2 separate regions of the Homo sapiens genome follow, and region 1 is linked to region 2. A link is an interaction called in ENCODE POLR2A ChIA-PET data of the cell type or tissue named here. Cell type or tissue: Panc1. All regions are shown on one strand. Links, peaks and the distances in the headings refer to the core of each region. The heading gives the core; the rest is flanking DNA.

Region 1 (2,920 bases), core at 165-2,664, 180 kb after region 2:
TGGTACTCTGATAAGGTAGAAATAATTATTTAAGGAGAATTCAGATTAAAAACTGGAGAGTAATTGTTTTATAACATTAGAACCCTGAATGGCAATTTGATGAACTGGAGAAGAAAAAGATGTCTGCAATAAATCAGAAACAAACCCTTCAGCTTCAGCAGTAGTGCTCATTATTTTTTTTAAAAAAATAGAGCCTCTAGGATCAAACATATTATACAAAGTAGCATGTATCATTAAAAGTATAAATTGGTATCCTTTTTAAGGGGAGTATAAAGAAGTATGTAGGAGTCAGTGTGGTCTGAAAAATGGAAAGGTTATTTTGCTGCTAAAATATAGGTTTTTTTACAGTGTAAGTGCATTGCTCAGAACATATCTTCTTCCACGCTTCAAAAGAGTTTGGGTAAGGGAACAGCCTGAAAAACACCTGAAAGAGAGAATTCTGGCTTATGGATTAGAGAGCATCTATAAACAGAACAAATTGGTGAATAAGAGTTCACAAAAATTTTGTCTAAGAAATTTCCCCACATGCATTCAGAGGTTAATAATTAAATTTTTTGAAGTTCATTTTAAAACATTGCTTATTTTAACATGTAAACGTATGTTGGGTGGGAAAAGTACAAATGGGAGATTGAAACTGTTTTAATCATGTAAATGATCAGCCCTACAATTTTTGTTTTTTTAATAATCTGGAATGCTTATTTTATATGCTGGGATGCTAGTTGTTTTTTCTATTAATACACTTAACTTGCATTCTAGCTTCGCCATTCAGAGACAGGCATCGTGTGGTGGGTTGTGTGACAGTGTCTGTCAATAGTGAAGACAAATAGTGCCAGAGACACTTAACCCATCCAATCTCACCCAGGGTATAGGTCGGTCTCGTTTTCAGACTTCTTCATAAGTCCTTCTTTCTTTCTCTCTTCCTTTCTTACTTTTTGTTTGTTTGTTTCTAAATAGTGGATTGATACTGATTGAAACTAAAACTTTTTGTAAAGTTTTAAACTTTGCATTAATATTATAAGAAAAAGAAGAAAAGTAGAAAATGAAGGTTGGCATGTAAGGTGTCGACAAAGCAGGTTTGCAGCCACTTTGTGTGTTCTAGATATTTCAATCTCTTGGCAACATGAGTGTTGGCCTTACAGCTTTTTTCTCTGAATATCTTTCTTCTTTAATCTGAAAATATGTCCTTGTATCTGGTGACTTTTATCAGATGAGAACTTCAGAGTTGGTCATTGTTACCAGTAAGAAAAATATAATGCTTAAGAAGAAATAACGAAGGTTGAACATTATGTGTTTTAGATCAGAAATAGTTTCTGGCCAGGCACAGTGGTTCACGCCTGTAATCCCAGCACTATGGGAGGCTGAGGCAGGCGGATCAGCTGAGGTCAGGAGTTCGAGACCAGCCTGACCAACATGGTGAAACCCTGTCTCTACTAAAAATACAGAATTAGCCGGGCGTGGTGGTGCATGCCTGTAATCCCAGCTACTTGGGTGGCTGAGGCAGAAGAATCGCTTGACTCTGGGAGGTAGAGGTTGCAGTGAGCCAAAATCGTGCCATTGTACTCCAGCGGGGGCAACAGGAGCGAAACTCCATCTCAAAAGAAAAAAAAAAAGGCCGGGCACGGTGGCTCACACCTGTAATCCCAGCACTTTGAGAGGCCAAAGTGGGCAGAACACAAGGTCAGGAATTTGAGACCAGCCTGGCCAATACGGTGAAACCCCGTCTCTACTAAAAATACAAAAATTAGCCAGGTGTGGTGGCGGGCACCTGTAGTCCCAGCTACTCGGGAGGCTGAGGCAGGAGAATCGCTTTTACCTGGGAGGCAGAGGTTGCAGTGAGCCAAGATTGTGCCACTGCATTCCAGCCTGGGCAACAGAGTGAGACTCCGTCTCAAAAAAAAAAAAAAAAAAAAAAAGGAAATTGTTTCCAAATATCTTTTTTTTAATGATTATTTTTGAATAGTCAATAATTTATTCCTTCTTTGTTCCACTATTTGTTCACTTAGCACTCTTGCAAAATTTTATGGCTTTTTTTAAACTAGCTTTTTTAGAAAACTCAATTTTGCACAGATGTTGAAAAATTATAAAATATGTACATATTCAAATGTTAGGGATCAAATTTTAATCTTGGAAGCTTGGAAATTAAATATCATTTCTGTCATATATTTTAAAGCAGTGAAAGGTATTTCTTTCTTTTGAGGACTTCAGCAAATATTTCTAATTTCAAAGCTTTCTATTAAAAGTTTTTAGTTCCATATAAAGTATATCTTTTTTATGATATTTTAAGCACTAATATATTATGGTAGTTAAAATAATTTCTAGTTGACAAATCTAGAGCTGATAGTTCTTAAGTTTAAAATACAGTTTAAGCAAGGAGTATATAAAATCTACATGGGTTTCTATAAATGGTATCGTTTAAAATCTTATTTCAGTCTGGGCATGGTGCCTCATGCCTGTAATCCTAGCACTTTGGGAGGCTGAGGTGGGAGAATCCCTTGAGCCTAGGAGTTCAAAACCAGCCTGGGCAACATGGTGAAACCCTATCTCTACAAAAAAATACAAAAATTAGCCAGGTATGGTGGTGCATACCTGTAGTCCTAGCTATTCAGGAGGCTGAGGTGGGATGATCGCTTGAGCCCAGGAGGTCGAGGCTGCAGTGGGTTGTGATCGTGCCCCTACACTCCAGCCTGGGCAACAGAGCAAGACTGTCTCAACAAAGAAAACAAAAAAGAAAGTAAAGAAAGTAAATAAAATCCTGTTTCATCTTTTATTAAATTGCAGATTCTGGGATATTCATATTCCATGTAGACATTATTTAATATCTGCCAGTCTTTGAATCTCAACTATTTTTGAGTATTTATAGTTTCCATCAATTCTTAAAAGAAGCTGTATGTACAATTCAAGTTCACCATCGTTACTGGCA
Region 2 (2,920 bases), core at 252-2,751:
TCTTTGTTGTTCTCTTTTTTTTTTTTTTTTTTTGGTGGGGGGACGAAATCTCACTCTTGTCACCAGGCTGGAGTGCAACGGTGTGATCTCGGCTCACTGCAACCTCTGCCTCCCGGGTTCAAGCGATTCTTCTGCCTCAGCCTCCTGAGTAGCTGGGATTACAGGCACACACTGCCATGCCCAGCTAATTTTTGTATTTTTAGTAGAGATGGGGTTTCACCATGTTGGCCAGGATGATCTTGATCTCCTGACCTCGTGATCCGCCCACCTTGGCCTCTCATGTAATTCATGCCTGGGATTACAGGCATGAGCCACCGCGACTGGCCTTTTTGTCATTCTCTTAATCTTATCAAATTGGGTCAGTGCTTATGGTGCGACAAGGATCTGGGAAATTACTCCTCTATGTAGCTGGTGGAAGAGAGAAAAATCTACTTACGGTAGTGCTTCTTCAGTCTTCCTAGACATAAGAGAATGGTGTTTTCTTCTCTCTACCCTTTAGAAGCCTGCTGCTCTAGGTTTCACCACAATGTCCTTGGCTCAGAAAATTGTGTTGAGATAATTGAATATGACTTTAGAATTCACATTGATCTGAGCTTTTCGTTTTACAAACGAGGAAACTGATTTATAACATTGGGCTTGAAGATATTAGATATAATTTTAATTTTGAGCAGCTTTATAAATATTCTATTCAGGTATTACAAAATATTTCCTTTTTCCCTAAAAAGTCCGTCTTTTGTGTTTATATGTATATAAATATATTTATTTATTTTTGAGACAGGGTCTTGATCTGTCCTCCAGGCTGGAGTACAGTGGCACAATCCTAGCTCACTATAGCCTTGAACTCCTGGGCTCAGGTGATCCTCCTGCCTCAGCCTTCCCAGTGTTGGGATTCACCAGATGTGAACCAAGGTGCCCAGCCCTACTTATTTATTTTAGTGGGGAATTAAAGCCTTAATGAACCTTGAACTTGAGGAACCAGTTTTATTTAAACAGTTAATTTCCATGAGTTTTGAGCTAAAGTCAGAGTAGACTTAACAGCAATTTGTTTTAGAACCTATAATACCAAAACTCACAGCAATTTTGTTGTTTGCCAGTGTATTCTAAGCTTTTCGAAGAAAAAGAAGCATGCATATTAATTGCTTGGTAGGGGTTATGCTGGAAGAACTTTGGATTTGATTCACCACTTGTAACTAAAATCATAGTATTGCAATTATTACTTTCCAGGCCAAAGATTGAGAGCATTAAAATCTGGGCATGGACATAACCAGCTAGATATGCCTCAATACCTGAAGGGATAAATTAAAGTCAACTATAAACTGTAAGCTTTTCACTTAAGCATCCATTAGCTTTAGTCTAGTGCTTAGCTGTGGAAATGAAGACTGGGGGGAACTGTGCCTAGGGGAAGGGTGGAGGTGAAGGGAGGTTATGTGTTAATAGAACTTTTTTCATTTCAGTTTAAAAACAAGCGATTTGGTTTATTTCCAAATTTGGCTGAGAGTCCTGGCTGCTAAGAGCTGTGCCTTCAACATCTCTTTGATTATTATGTATTTGATTAAAAGTGGGGTCACTATGGTTTGCATCTACTTGGCTATCAGTATCCTAAAGGGAGTGTATGCCTCTTTCTCTTCTCTTTCCTTTAATGGGTTAGACAGGTTGGTCTTTTTTTTGCGTCCCCAGGGATGGATTGATCTTAAAACAGGCACATTTTGCAGTACTTAGTTCAAAGAACACCATATGTTTTAAGTTATTTATTGTTTAGAAATTTTTACATTTCAGCATAGTACGGTTTTGGCTGTCTTTGTTCTCTTTCTTCTTCAGTTGCTTATTACCTTTTTCTAAGGCTCACCCTACTTAGCAGAGATCCAGGGCTTTTGATTGTAAAAGAGGCTAAAAGCTTTGAAATTTAGAGAATCCATTTATATGAAGTATATGATTTTTACTCTAATTATAGATTAAACATCATAATACATATATTATGCTGTGATGCTCTCATATAAGCCTTTCAAATTATCCCTTTTAAAAATAGTAACTACATTTTTTGTCTATAAATCATTGGTATTTATGTAGCTAAAGCATAAAAGACCATGAACATTTTCTTGATGGAATTCAATTATTTCTCGGTTACTGTAGTGGAATATTTATTTTAAAAGGCAGCATTATAAATTAACTTGATGCACATACTACCATCGCTACCACTCCTACCTTCCGAATCTGTAGATAGTAACATTTGTTGTATTTTTCAAAGATTGACTTGTAACTCATTTTAATTAATCGGATCCTTACTAGACTAGTTGAAATGTCCCAGATAATGATAATCATTAAAGTCTTAAAGAAGTATAGAAGTATGTTAATATGGTTTCTTTAAAACCTTTCGTTTGCCATTTTTCTTGCCTACAGACTAATTTCTTTCAGGTTTGGGGCATGTATTCATTTGCATGACAGTGTTTTGGATATATGAAATTAAAACTCATTTCATGGACTGCTCTAAAGTATATTGGGGCCAATGTGATTGGTTTCTGGAAATTCTTGGAGATTATTGAAAACGGTGGTTAAGCAGAGCTAATATTCCATGTTCATACCCTGATATACTTCTACATTTTGCAAAGATGGTATTTTGGGCAGCAGCAACCTATGCTAAAGGGTTATTGTCCTCTGGCAGTAAGTTAGCAGGCCTTTTGTACTATACAGCTGGTTAATGGAATCAATAACTCGTTTGATACTTGAATTGAGTAAAAAAATTGTAATAACAGCTTTATCGTGATACAATTCACATACCATACAGTTTACCTATTTAAAATGTACAAATCAATGGTTTTTAGTGTATTTACAGAACTGTGCAGTCTATTTTAGAACAATTTCCTCACTCCAAGAAGAAACCCCATATTCATTAGCAGTCGTTTTCCATTTCCCCACAACTCGT

The links. ChIA-PET counts read pairs that join two places held together with the same protein. Peaks named below come from ENCODE experiments on the same cell type or tissue, not always from the same donor. Only the 100,000 strongest peaks of a DNase experiment are listed, where the experiment ranks them.
Region 1: POLR2A ChIA-PET joins it to region 2 with 20 read pairs; 3 of 35 experiments call an interaction of 5 or more read pairs at or near these places.

The regions. Positions count from the first base shown.
Region 1 is chr16:69,639,388-69,642,307 of GRCh38, forward strand. The region is part of intron 3 of NFAT5 (nuclear factor of activated T cells 5); the gene reads left to right. Among named protein-coding and RNA genes, the nearest start is that of SNORD13H, 68 kb to the right of the region's middle. In Panc1, for the core only: no CTCF peak of the experiment used is centred there; no DNase peak of the experiment used is centred there.
Region 2 is chr16:69,455,387-69,458,306 of GRCh38, forward strand. The region is part of intron 3 of CYB5B (cytochrome b5 type B); the gene reads left to right. Among named protein-coding and RNA genes, the nearest start is that of CYB5B, 32 kb to the left of the region's middle. In Panc1, for the core only: no CTCF peak of the experiment used is centred there; no DNase peak of the experiment used is centred there; H3K27ac peaks cover 1,075 bases.